Linked DNA regions of Homo sapiens: region 1 is linked to region 2. A link is a contact called in ENCODE Hi-C or POLR2A ChIA-PET data. All regions are on one chromosome and are shown on one strand. The core of a region is the stretch at or near the end of the contact, and the rest is flanking DNA. Distances in the headings are between cores, read along the strand shown.

What was found. A loop is a pair of places that touch in the nucleus more often than their neighbours do. ChIA-PET counts read pairs that join two places held with the same protein, here RNA polymerase II (POLR2A). Pooled maps may share reads with other maps.
Region 1: a map of heart left ventricle shows a loop between it and region 2 (16-fold over the local background). The contact joins the promoter of CAMTA1-IT1 here to the enhancer-like site in region 2. A Hi-C loop is called at or near these places in 15 of 168 maps with a recorded cell type or tissue (Right ventricle myocardium inferior, breast epithelium, cardiac septum and 6 more) and 12 of 50 pooled maps. POLR2A ChIA-PET finds 5 or more read pairs at or near these places in 1 of 52 experiments (activated CD4-positive, alpha-beta T cell).

Annotation. Positions count from the first base shown.
Region 1 is chr1:7,359,889-7,366,564 of GRCh38, forward strand. It overlaps CAMTA1-IT1 (CAMTA1 intronic transcript 1), which reads left to right and starts at 4,506. Exons shown (of 1, transcript XR_010947450.1): 1 at 4,506-6,676. The region is part of intron 5 of CAMTA1 (calmodulin binding transcription activator 1); the gene reads left to right.
Region 2 is chr1:7,286,955-7,293,367 of GRCh38, forward strand. All of the region lies in intron 5 of CAMTA1 (calmodulin binding transcription activator 1), which reads left to right. Among named protein-coding and RNA genes, the nearest start is that of CAMTA1-IT1, 74 kb to the right of the region's middle. Within about 2 kb of position 4,580, at least 9 of the 41 ENCODE cell types and tissues checked have a DNase peak (open chromatin) inside an H3K27ac peak, as active enhancers do; they include gastrocnemius medialis, heart left ventricle and heart right ventricle, where a contact is called at or near this core.

The DNA of each region.
Region 1 (6,676 bases), core at 3,256-5,755, 73 kb after region 2:
AAACATGGGAAGTGCATTGTCTCATGGTTCTGAAGGGTGAAAGTCTCAGATCAAGGTGTGGGCAGGGCTGGTTTCTTCTGAGGCTGGGAGGGAGGATCTGTCTTGAGCCTCTCCCCTGGCTGCTGGCATGTGCTTCAGTGTTCCTTGGCTTGTAGAAGCATCACCTTGTCCTCTGCCTTCATCTTCACGTGGCATTCTCCCTGTGTGTGTGTCCAACCCCCACCTTTTTATAAGTAATCAGTCATATTGGATTAGTGTCCACCCTAAGGCCTCATTTTAACTTGATTACCTCTTTAAAGACTGTCTCCAAACAAGGGTTCATTCTGAGATACTGGAGGTTAGGACTTAGCATGTAAATGTTAGGGGACTCAACCCATAACAGCTACAAAAAGGGAGGTGCATCCTGTTCACATGGGGGCTGGGACTCAGCCCTGGGGCAGGTTCTGGAGGTGATTCCCACCACAGCCATGCCAGGACAGGACCCCTACACTGATGCACTGGAGTGTAAATCCGAGGAGATGGTCTTTGCACTCTTGTGAATCAGGCTCAAATCTCAGGTCTACCATTCACCAGCAGGTGACCTTGATCAAGTGGCTTAACTTCTCCAAAGCCCAGTTCCCTGTTTGCAAAATAGGGTTAACACTACCTACCTTGGAGGATTGATTGATCTGGGATCAAATGAGGTCAAAGATGACAAGCCTCGGTGTGCCCACATTGTGCCAGGAGCATGGGAGGTGCTCATGCCTTTTGTGGCTCTCTCAGGACTGTGTAGTCCCTAGAGCTGTTTCTTTTCACCCTGTCCCTCTTAGCCTTGTCCCATTCTGGCCTGGCAGAGTGAGCAGGCTGTGCTGGCCTGCACAGGTGCAAGGATTTGCAGCAAGGGAAGGTGTGATGAGAACAAGAGGCCATCCCTCTCCTGCCACGCCTGCCACTTTCTCCACGCCGGAGTTGCCTGCACCAATTGGCAGTCGGGACACACAGCAGCTGGGATGAAGGGAGTTTACTGCTGAACTTAATAGGGTCGTTTTCTGCTTCACATAAATCTGTCTGTGCTCAGCTGAGGATCCTGGGTGGCTGGTAGAGCAGCCATTGTTAATGGACTTGTCCCTGGAAAACGGGGCTGTGGGTGTTAGAGTGTTGTTCTGGATGTTTCTTCCTTGGGAAGGGAGAGGATTTAGTAATAGAAGCTCAGTTTGGCTCTTCCGTTGCTGCCGGCCTGCCTGGCCAATGGGCTGCTTTGGGCAACAAAATAGGAGTGGCGCCATATTCATTTGGAATCTGTGATCCTGCATCATGGCAAGTCGTCATCCTTGGATGGAACAATAGGGTGGGTCCTCAGTTCTCTCTGAACATTCATTGAGTCGTTTGCTCAACAGATATCTGCTGAGCTGTGAGCTTGGGCCAGACCTGTCATCAATTCTGGTCAATGCGAACAGGACAGATTTGGTCCCCAGTGTCATGGAACTAAGAGTCAACCAGGGAATCTTCAGGGGAGAAGTTGGTGGCCAGGAAAAGCTGGGGAGGTGACCTTCTAGCTGACATTTGTTGGGCGAGTCAAAGCTGGCCAGACCAGAAGGGGAGGCTGGAGAAGCCTGGGACACCTCCTGGAGCCACATCCTCTTCCTTCAGGGACTTCTGAGATCCTCCCTGCTAGCTGTGTAGAAGGAACCAGAATATCCAGGTCCTGTGTACCCAGCCACCTGAGCAACTTTTCCACAGTGTGACTTTTTTAAAAGTCAAGATGAATCTCATTTCATGCAATAAATATTAACCTGGAAGGTTGGGGGTACATTAAACTTTTATGCATGGCAATAAATTTCTTATGCAAGAGAGGACTCACTACTAGTTAAAGAAATTTGGGGTGAAAACTGCCTTGGTGGGGATTATCCCGACTCATCTGTTTAGCAAGTAACGTAAACCGAGTTTCCTTCAAGCTGGATTCCTGTGTGTTAATCATCTTTGAGCCTCTGTTTCCTTTCCTCTCTTTCTGCACCTGTCATTTGATTCCTCAGGCCCTGGGGCTGCCTTCCTTCTGGGGTCCTCTTTGAAGAAGAATCCTTGATATCTGCCCTCTAGGAGTTTAATATTTCTTGAATGCATAGGCCATAATCCATACATATGTCTTAGAAAACCAACCCTGAAAATTTTCTCTATACTTGGACAGGGCCAGAAGGCCTAATTTCAAATGGTCACACCTACTTGCAAATGATCCAGTGTCTTCACAAGGGCTTGACACATGTGCCCTGCCTGCTTCATGTCCTGGTCATGTGACTTTATAACTAATGTTTATCCTGTCTTACTAGCATTTCTCTTATGATTGGTGGGCCTGGGTAGAATTGATGAACTTGAGCAGAGTTGGTGGACTTGGGTAGTGCTGGTAAACTTGGTTAGAGTTAGTGGACTTGGGTAGAGTTAGTGAACTTGGGTAGAACTGGTGGACTTGAATAGGATTATTGGACTTGGGTACAGGTGGTGGACTTGGATAGAGTTGGTGGACTTGGGTACAGTTAGTAGACTTGGGTAGAGTTAGTGGACTTGGAAAGAGTTAGTAGACTTCAATAGAGTTAGTGGACTTGAATAGAGTTAGTGGACTGGTGGAATTTAATAGAGTTGGTAGACTTGGGTAGAGGTGGTGGACATGGGTACCGATGGTGACCTTGGATAGAGTTGGTGGACTTGGGTAGTGGTGGTGGCTTTGGATAGAGTTGGTGGACTTTGGTAGGATTGGTGGACTTGAATAGAGTGAGTGAACTTGGGTAGAGGTGGTGAACTTGGGTAGGACTGGTGGACTCGAATAGAGTTGGTGGACTTGGGTAGAGGCAGTGAACTTGGATAGAGGTGGTGGGCTTGGGTAGGATTGGTGGACTTGAATAGAGTTAGTGGACTTGGGTAGAGTTAGTAGACTTGAATAGACTGAGTAGACTTCTGTGGAGGTGGTGAACTTCGGTAGGACTGGTAGACTTGAATAGAGTGAGTGGATTTGGGTAGAGGTGGTGGCTTTGGATAGACTTGGTGGACTTTGGTAGGGTTGATGGACTTGAATAGAGCGAGTGAACTTGGGTAGAGGTGGTGGACTTGGATAGACTTGATGCGTGTGGGGCAAAGACAATTAGTGGAACATAACCATTTATGCCAACCCTTCTAGCTCGCAGAGGTGCTCTGTAGAAGAAGAAAGACATTGCGGAAGTTTTTAAATAGGGACATGATACCAAGTTTGAAACGTGAGAGAGTGAGTAGGAACTGTGCCCTTGTCTGACCCAAGTGCTAAATCAACAGGAACATGGTGCCCACTTGTTACATCACTCATGGACATGAGCTGGGCTGTTTTTCTTGCATCCATTTCACTGGGTGATTAATATCTCTTTTAATGTTCAGCTGCAGTGAATTCTTAACAAATTATTTTGTAACACATTGAAATCACTTTGTAAGCTCTTTGTTAACACCTTTAAGAGGGCTCTAGCTATAAAATATTACTTTATCATCTTCCCGTTGCAGGACATTTGATGTAACACTCGTGTCTCGGAGGTTGTTAATAAATAATGGATGGAGGAATGATCTGGGGGTGACCTTTTGTAGAACATCATCTGTCAGCCGAACTTCACTTAATCCTTCCTCTTACGCTGTCTTCTGGCTTTCAGGATATAGCAGTTTGCAAATCAGGTGGTTTGGTTCCTGCCAGTGAGTGACATTTCACAGGATGGGTGACATCGGAACGATTGGCCTGTGTGGTTGCCTCTGGGACCCTCAGAAGGATTTAAGCCCCGTGATTAGCAGGTCTATTTTTGGCCACCAAGTGCAGGAGGGAGGGCATCTGGTGTGTGTCTCATCTTGGCTGTGATGAGGCTTGGCTGACCCCAGCAAGGACTCTCCATGAGTGGAGTGTGGCAGCGCTGTGGTTAGCTGGCCAGGTGAGGGGTGTTTCTCCAATAAGCATTTGTAGATCTGCCCTCTACTAAACCTGCTTCACCCTGGTAGCCCCCCTCAAAGGCATAGCAAGCCAGAGTATCCCAGGGACCGGGAACACTTGGGAACAGATGCCTGATAGAGAGTCACAGAACCATAAAGTCACGGGGGCTAAAGCCAGAGAAACCAGAGTCCAGCCCCATCAGCTTACAGAGAGGGACTGAGGTCAGAAAAGCCGAGAGTGCCTCTTCCAGGGTAGCTCATGGGTTAGAACAGATTTTTCACTTGACTCCTGAAACTGTGGTCCCTTTAGCCAGTGCCCTGCCTCACAGGATGACTCTAGAGTCACTTCATTCATTCATAAACAATGCTTATCGAGTGCTGACTCTATGCAGGTGGTGTGCAACATCCTGAGGACACTGCAGGCAGCGAGACCAGCGAGGTGTCTTAGTCCATGCATGGTGCCAGAACAACATACTTTAGACTGGGTAACTATAAACAACATACATTTAATGCTCACAGTTCTGGAGGCTGGGAAGTCCAAGATCAAGACACCAGCAGATTTAGTGTCTGGTAAGAGGCTGTTCCTGATAGATGGCACCTTCTATGTGTCCTCACATGGTGGAGGAGGGGGCACACAGGTTCCCTTGTGACTCTTTTTTTTTTTTTTCTGAGACAAGGACTTTCTTGCTCTGTCACCCAGGCTGAAGTGCAGAGGCACAATCCTAGCTCACTGCTTTCCTGGGTTTCTTGTACACAGATCAGACCTATGAGTGCATGGTGGTCATTACAGCTTCAACCTATGCTAGAAGGCAGGCGTGAAGGAGGCTGCAGCTGCAGATATGGGATGGTGGGAGGCTTCCCTGAGGAGGGGATGTCGAAGGTGAGAGGTAGGATGCGTGAGATGCTTTCTGGGCAGTGGGAGAGGGTATCCCAGTGTGCTGTGGGCTCTGGGGCTGCAGAGATGCGTGTCTGTGGAGTTTGGATAAGCCCCATAAAAACACTCCACACAGTGCTTCTAGAATCAGTCGGAGTCCATGGCACAAAGCAAGGGCTCAGTATATACTGAGTGAATGGATGAATGAATGAATGAGTGAATGAATGAATGAGCCACCTGTCAAACTGCTTTCTCAGATCAGTCCAGTCAGGGGAATGGCGGTGGCCATGGGCTTCTGTAGTGGATGTCCTTAGGCTCGGTGTGGCTGGTGATGAAGGACTGAGAGTCATCCCAGAGAGTGCAGAACACCTCCCATGACCTTCCCCAGAGTCCAAGCCCAGGGAGCAGTTGTGACATCCAGCCAAGCTCACACTTGGCCTGGAGGCCGGACCCCATGAGGACCAACCTGTGGTCTTCAGAGGTTGTCGGGAGGGAGGCCCCAGTGGACGCTGAATTCCAGCCTCTGTCTGGAGGCCTTTGAGCAGCAAGCACCTGGTGGCTGCGCTGTGGATGGGCTTGATGGTCTGAACCCATAACACCCATTCAGGCATCAGAAAATCACCCTCGAATTATCTCTAGAGTTTTATTTCCTAGAATCCTGAATAGATCACATTTTATTGTTGAATACTGAAATCTCATTACTTTAGGAAGTGCTATTACTGGGCTATTACTGGAAAGGAATTCCTCTCTCCTGTTCTGATTAAAACCTCCTGTTCATATTTAAAAAATAATTTCAGACCTTTTTTTTTAATGCTTCTAAAAGTATAAACGTGCAGCCAAGCGTCTTCTTTCCCTAGGCCCCGCGCCTGGGTGTGGACTTCCCTGGGCCTGCTGGTGGAGAGTGAGCGCAGCTCTGCAGAAGTAGAGACACCGGAGTCTCCTCCTGGACCCCCTTCTTGGAGAATGATCCCTTTCTTTTCCTCTGGCTCAGTTGCTTCCTAAGATTCTAATGACAGTTCTGGCCAAAACAGGCAGCCCCCGTTACCACTGGTTTGAGACTTCAGCTCTGGCTTTTTTCACCAGGAACTGATTCTGGGATCTTGGGGCATAGGGTCCAAGATATGGCTTCTCTGCTGACTGATGGAGTCAGGGGAGCTGGTTCCACCCAGAGCAATACGTGGGGATGGGTGGAAAGCACTCCTCCGGGCAGCTCCTGCTCCTCTCTGGAGGCTGCTCCCTCCGCGCACAGGGTCATCAGCTTCCTGCGTCTGAATCCCCAACCTGGGGGTGTCCTCTATGGCCCTCTGGGCTCACTTGGCACTATCACATGCCGAGCCCACTGTGTCATGAATATTACCTGGTGACTTGCTCCTTTCTCCTCCTCTGGGACTCTGCCCGTTCTCTGTGACCCCAATGTACTTGGCACAGGGACTGGCATGGGGCACTCAGAAAATATTTGTCAAATGGATGGTGGAATTCACCAGCACCCAGAAAGCAGTGTGATTTGGGGAGTTTTATCAGCGAGTGGCCATGTGACTCCCAGGGGCAGAGGGGATGTCTTCAGCACATCTCCGTCCCTTTGCCAATCACACCCTGCTCAGTAGAGCCCACCTTGCCTGTCCTCCTCATTGCCTGCCCTGTTCTTGCCTGGCCGCACTGAGCTCCACATGAGGTATATTCCACATGGACACAGGGGAGGTGACCCCCTTCTCTCCAGGGCTGCTCCTCCAAGGCCGCGGGTTGCCTTGGAGAAAGCTCAGAATAGCTGTGTGGCCCCATGCTGATGCTGGGTGAGTGTGCATGTGGCTAGAATTCTTTTCTGGACTCTTGGCAAATGGAATTATTTACAACCACCAGGGCCAATATTTCCCTGCTCCGCAGATGATTTGCAGCAGA
Region 2 (6,413 bases), core at 3,330-5,829:
ACTCTTACCTCTATCACTGTAAGTGTCAAAATTGTGATGGTCACTCTGAGACTTACTCCATCAGTAAGTAAATTAACTCATCTGATTTGATCTAGCAGAGATCAGCTGCCTGGAGCAACTGCAACTTTTTTTGGAAGATCAGAGAATGAGGAAAAGCTAAGTTATTTTTATCAGGAAACACTCGGCAAGGAGAACAGGCTTGGGGTAGAGAGAGAGGTGCTACCGAGAGGGATTTCAGCAGGCGGGGCAGTGTGACCTCAGTGAGCAGCCAGGGGGAGACAGGGCCCAAGGGCGCCCCTGTGTTCTGCAGAATGCATGGCAGTGTGATTCAGGGAGAATATGGCCATCATTGTGAATTTGTTTTAGGTCTCAAATCGGATGTCATCTCCCTGTGATGGTGTGGACATGGGGCGATAGTCATCTGAGAGGGAAGACCTCTGAGCATCACATTCTCATGAGATTTGTAACTGCTCTTGGGACTGAGTTGAGCTATTCTAACCAAGTTCCTCTACCTTTCTCCCTTTCCTTCTTCTCCTTCATCATCATCACCACTGATATTTTTACACGTTGTATTGGTCAGGCTAGGTTAGGCCATGTGCTGGTAATAAACAAGCCCTTTCCTTCTTCTTCTTCTTCTTCATCATCATCACCACTGATATTTTTACATGTTGTATTGGTCAGGCTAGGTTAGGCCACGTGCTGGTAATAAACAAGCCCTGGAATGCCAGTGGCTTAACAAGTTCAAGTTTATTTCTCACTCACATTGCAACTCTTGTGAGGCAAATGCTGCATCAGAGTGGTTCCCCTCCAGGTGGTGACTCAGGGATCCTGGCTCCTTCTATTGTGTGGCTCCACCATCCTAGAGTCCTTGTTTCTCATCCCTGAGGACAGGGAAGAGAGTGAAGGTGTTGTAGCAGCCAGGCCTGGAAGTGGCATACATCAATTTTACCTTCATTTCATTGGCCAGAACTCAGTCCCATGGCCAGTCTAACTACAGAGGAGGCTGGGAAATACAGTCTTTCTTTGTCCAGGAAGAGAAAATTATCCAGTTAGTTTGGTGACTAGTTAGTTTCTGCATGTGTGTATTATCTCACTTAATTTTCTAGAGAACCCCATGGACCAGGTGCTATTATTATCCGTATTACGTATGGATAACTTGAAGTACAGAGAGGCCACCTGACCTTCCCTGATAAGCAGTGGAGCCGGGATTCAGGAATAAGACTGTGTGACTCTGAAGCCCACACTCGTAGCGCTCTGCGTGCTGGGCACCGTGGGGGTATGAGAATACACGGCACAGTTCATTCCCACACAAAGAGCTTATAATCTAGAGTGCTTTCCTAACAGGAAGGGGTTGCTTTTTGTCTCCAGAGCACTTTATCTCTATTTTACTTTGCATTGTGGTTATTTAATTGATCTCCTCAACTAGACTTGAAGTTTCAGAATTAATGTCAGACGTTCATCTCTGCATTGTCCATAGCCCAAAGGATACTTAGTGAACACTGGTTGAATGTTCAACCACCAGTTCAACCACACTGGTTGAGTGTGGGCCGTTCAGTCAATAGAGAGTTTGGGGTTGTGGGCATGGAAGAGGAGAGGCAGGCAGGAAAAGACTCAGGACAGGGCAGTGTGCTGGATGCAGGAAAACCAAGGGTGAATCAAAAGTTGAGAAGGAAGAGTTGGTGAATTGTGCTATGAGCAACAGAAGCATACTGGGGAAGAGGACTGAAAGAGAGCAGTAACCGTGAGATCCCTGGTGCCCATGCAAAGCCCAAGAAGTGATGAGCAGAAGCCAGAAAGCTAGGGCTGGAGCAGAGAGCAGTGAGAGGTGGCTGCAGCCAGCACAGGCGGCTCTCGTGAAGCATTTGGTATTAGCGGGAGAGTTGGGGAAGGAGGATCAAAGTCAGGATGAGTCTATTAGTCTGTTCTTGTATTACTACAGAGAAATGCCTGAGATTGGGTAATTTATAAAGAAAAGAAGTTTAATTGGCTCCTGGTTCCACAGGCTGCACAGGAAGCATGATTCTGGTATCTTCTTGGCTTCTGGGGAGGCCTCAGAAAACTTACAATCATGGTGTAAGGCAAAAAGGAATCTAGCCCTTCACATGGCCAGAGCAGGAGGAAGAGAGGGGAGGGAGGTGCCACACGTTTAAACAATCAGATCTCATGAGAACTCACTCGCTGTCATGAGAACAGCACCGAGGAGGAAATCCGCCCCCATGATCCAATCACCTCCCACCAGACCCCACCTCCAACACTGGGGATTACAATTCAACATGAGATTGGGCAGGGACACAGATCCAAACCATATCAGTGAGGGTGGGAGTTTTCCAGCCTCTTGTGTCTGAGCAAAGGGAAATGAGCAGGAGGGGTGAGAATGAAAAATAGAGGGAGAAGGTGTGGTTTCAAGATCCAGTCCCAGACGACAAAGGAAGACAAGAGGATGAGATAACAGGAGAAGGACTGTCCTTGGAGAGGAAGGGGCACCCTGTCCTCGGAGGCAGGTGAGAAAGAGGAACAGGGGCTCCATTTCCTCATCTATAAAATGAGATGCCCCGGTTTGCACTCTCACCTTCGTGTGTTTGTGGGCATCCTGGGTTGAATAGTATCCTCCCAAAAGGCATGTCCACCCTGAACCTCAGAATGTGACCTTCTTTGGAAATAAAGGCTTTGCAGATCTAATTAATCATATTAAGTGAGGTCATGCTAGATTTGAGTGGGCCCTTATCTAATGACTGGTGTCCTTAGAAGAACAGGGACCTTTGGATAGGACACACAGACTCAGGGCAGGCATGGAGAGACTGCGTGAAGACAGAGATAGAGACTGGAGGGATGTGTCTTCAAGCTGAGAAACACCCAGAATTGACACAAGACTGGAAGCTGGAAGAGACAAGGAAGGCTCCTCCCCAGAGCCTTCAGAGAGGGCGTGGTCTTACCAACACCTTAATCTTGACCAAGCCTTCAGAGAGGGTGTGGTCTTTACCAACACCTTAATCTCTGCCAAGGCTTCAGAGAGGATGTGGTCTTACCAACACCTTGATCTTAGACTTCTGGCATCCAGAACTCTGAGACAATAAATTGCTCTTGCTTTAACCCACCCAGTTTGTAAGCAATAGGTTATGGAAGCCCTGAGAGACTGATATAGTGGGGAACATGTGAGGTGCATTGGAAAATACTGGGAATTGTACAATTGCCATGAAAATGTGCAGCATTTCCATCAGAATGATTATCAAGTCCATCGTGTGGACATGGCCTGGCAGAGGGAAGGGATGGGGTGAGGAAACTCGGTTCTGCCTTTGACAGTGCCTTCCTTTGGCCTGGAGCTTTTTCCTGCATCATATTCAGTCCCTCTGGATTTAGGTGATGAAAACACCATGTTCTCTTTCCTTACGGGTTGCCCCTCACCTCAGCAGAAGCAGTGCATGTCCCTGAGTTTTAGATTTGGAAAGAGAGATATATGTGGAGTAGTGGATGTTACTATATGTCACCCAGCTTTCCACCTGGGCAGGGGACACCTGCCTTCAGTGAGAGTAACTCGGGGCCTGGGATGTTCACTAGAAAGTTCCATACCTCTGGGTCTCTGTTGGGCCATTTTGCATTTCCAAATTATGTGTTGCAACCACCCCCCCCATGCACGTATTGCTTTTATCTTCCTGCGTGTATTGACACACATTTTTAGTGCTTTCTCCGCATATAAACTGACTGCTATCTTTAGCTTTACTTGCTGCGACGTAAATTATTCTCATTTTATTATTATTACCATCATCATTTTCATTATCACATGATGCCAGCAAGTGCTGTGGCTCTCGGGGACTCTCCGACAGATGACAGTCATAGAATGAAACTCCCAATGAATAGAAAACCCCTAACATTTATTCCATCGATACTTTTACCAACAAGTCTGAGGTTCCTTTTAACTTTACTGTCCTAAAATGTCCCTCATTTTGCAAATGAGGAAATGGGGGCTCCTGGGGGGGTGAAGTGACTCTCACAGGATCACTCAGCTCTCAGTGGCAGAATGGGAACTGACCCCTGGTTTCCCCCTGCAGAGTGCAGTGTCTTTTGTGTGGGATGAAACATGCTCCCAATCCCATTGCCACATTCCTCTTCTGAGTCTGCCGGGACTGCTGTGGAAGGTGCTCAGTGAAGCACTGGTGGGTGGGCTGCCATATCTGGGTTCCTTGCAGTGCACCTACTGAAAGCCTAGAAGGACCTTCACTCCATGACAGACACAGTACCCAGAGGCTGGGAAAGTTAGGGACGAAGACGGGCAGAGACAAAGGGGGTGCTGGACTCTGGCAGGATCATCCATCGTGCTGGAGTGGGGAATCTCCCTAGAGTGTATCTCGGGAGAGTGCCATGTTGTTAGGGAGAACCTAGGCTATGGAGTCAGCCTGACCCAGTTCTGCGCTGGAGTAGTTACGTGAAAACAGTGGGCCTCAGTCTCGTCATCTGAAATGGAATTTCAGTGCACAACTCCTAGGAGTTGTTCAGAGATGAATGTTAAGTGCCTGGCCCAGAGCCTGTTCCCAGTTGGCTGAGCTTTCCTCTGTGTGCACGCCCCTCATCACACCAGCAAATGGTCAGCTTGTCTTCTGGGCCCTAGCGATGAATTAAGCGCTGCTGGGAGATCCCCTCTGGGTGTTGCTTCAGCTGCCTGACCTCAGGAGGCTGATATCACAGCAACAGCACTCACTGGGCTTTAAGCCTTCACATTTCTTTTACTGGCAGAACTGGAAGGGCAGAGAGCCTAGCCCAGGAGTGGGTGGCCAGTGAGAACTGGGCAGCCAGCCTGGCTCCACTCCATTGGCGGCATTGCCCTTGGACAGTTTTGGTTGTCACCCACATTTGGCTTCTTAGCTGAAACTCTAGAGGTACATTCCTCCTTCCAACAACTGTCTGGAAACAGGAAGTGGTGCAGGGAAGAAAACCAGATGCCAGCTTCCCCCGCTGTTTTGACTGGGCTCTGTAAATGGAAACAGCTGAGAATACTATCCAAGGGTGCGTGTGCCCATCTTAAAGCTGGTGTGTGCATTGCAGGGAGGATGCTGGGTGCAAACATACTCTGACGTTTATATTGAATATTTTAGTTTGCAGAAATTCGCAATTAAATCTACTTTCCACCTACACTTTGAAAAATCCATTTATAGAAACCAAATCAAATTGGAGATCTAAGGACTGGTGGCCAGAAATGAAATATTTTTAAAATAAAATATATGGAGATTGAATTGCTGAAGCGCTGGCTTGTTCTGCGGCTTCCTGGGATGTGAGCTAGAGGGAAGGCTTATTGGACAGAGCCTTCTCTGGGGATCAATTATGAACTACTCTTACGTCCTGGCAGTTTCAAAAGGGAAAAAAAAAGTTCTTTGAAAGAACTTATTTAGCAGGCAGAGCCAATATTCTGTGTTTTCTTGAAGCCACCTTGTATTTCAGCTTCGGTGAATATGTGTGTCTCCTGTGGATCTTTATGGGAATTGCTTGAACACTCCGGAGAGGCTGGATGTGGCATTAAAACCACCTAACCTTTGCTCCCCCAGCCTCGCCATTCATCCTGAAGACTTAATTATTTCTCGAAAGATGATCCATACGGGTACTGCCTTTTTCTTAGGAATGTGAGCCCAGATGCTGAATTCCCCACTCTCCGTACTCAGGAGAGAGAAGCTCAGACTCAGCTCTGGCTTAAATTTCTGAATTGATCCCTGATTGAATTCCTCCTTTGAAAATTATCAAGAGCTGCTTAGTTTTTTCCCAGTTCCTATGAGGGATGCCAAATCCTTGCATGCGTTTCTGCACTCCTCTGCACCCACGGACCACTCAGAGAAAATGCAACCATTTTGTTCAAGTGAGTTCTTATTGCCCTTCATGGGCTCAGTTCCCTTTGAGAAGACAACTGATCCCATGCCACGTGTTTCCTGCAGCCTCGCTTCCGCCTTTAGGAAGCAGGCAGAGGAATTCCTACAGAGCACTAGGCCACCCCAGCGCCACCTCCCATGTCACACCAGGCAGAGGTTGGGTGGGATCTCTGGGAAGGCATGTCCTCCCTGCCTCCTGGGAATCCTGGGGAAGAACCACCCTAGGAAGTGGCAAGCTCCGGCGGGGTGTCCTACTCCCTGCTGGGTCACTGGAGCTTCCAGAGCCCAGGCTTCGTTGCTTTTCTGCTGTATTCCTGCCCCCTTTCTACTGCTTTCCAGTGGACAGGGACGGGGTGGGGCTGCCTTCCTGGGAAGGGATTGCGCTGCAGAAGCTGGGGCTGGTAAAGGCTGGGGAGCAAATGCAGACCTTGTCTGGGTGATGAGAGACCGCCACTCGTCTCCAGGAGCTCCCGCCAGAGGCCTGCTGTGACAAGGGATAACGTGCTGGCAGGCCACTTGTCCAAGAGAATCATTCCTTCCTGCACCTGGACACTGTTTCAGGGC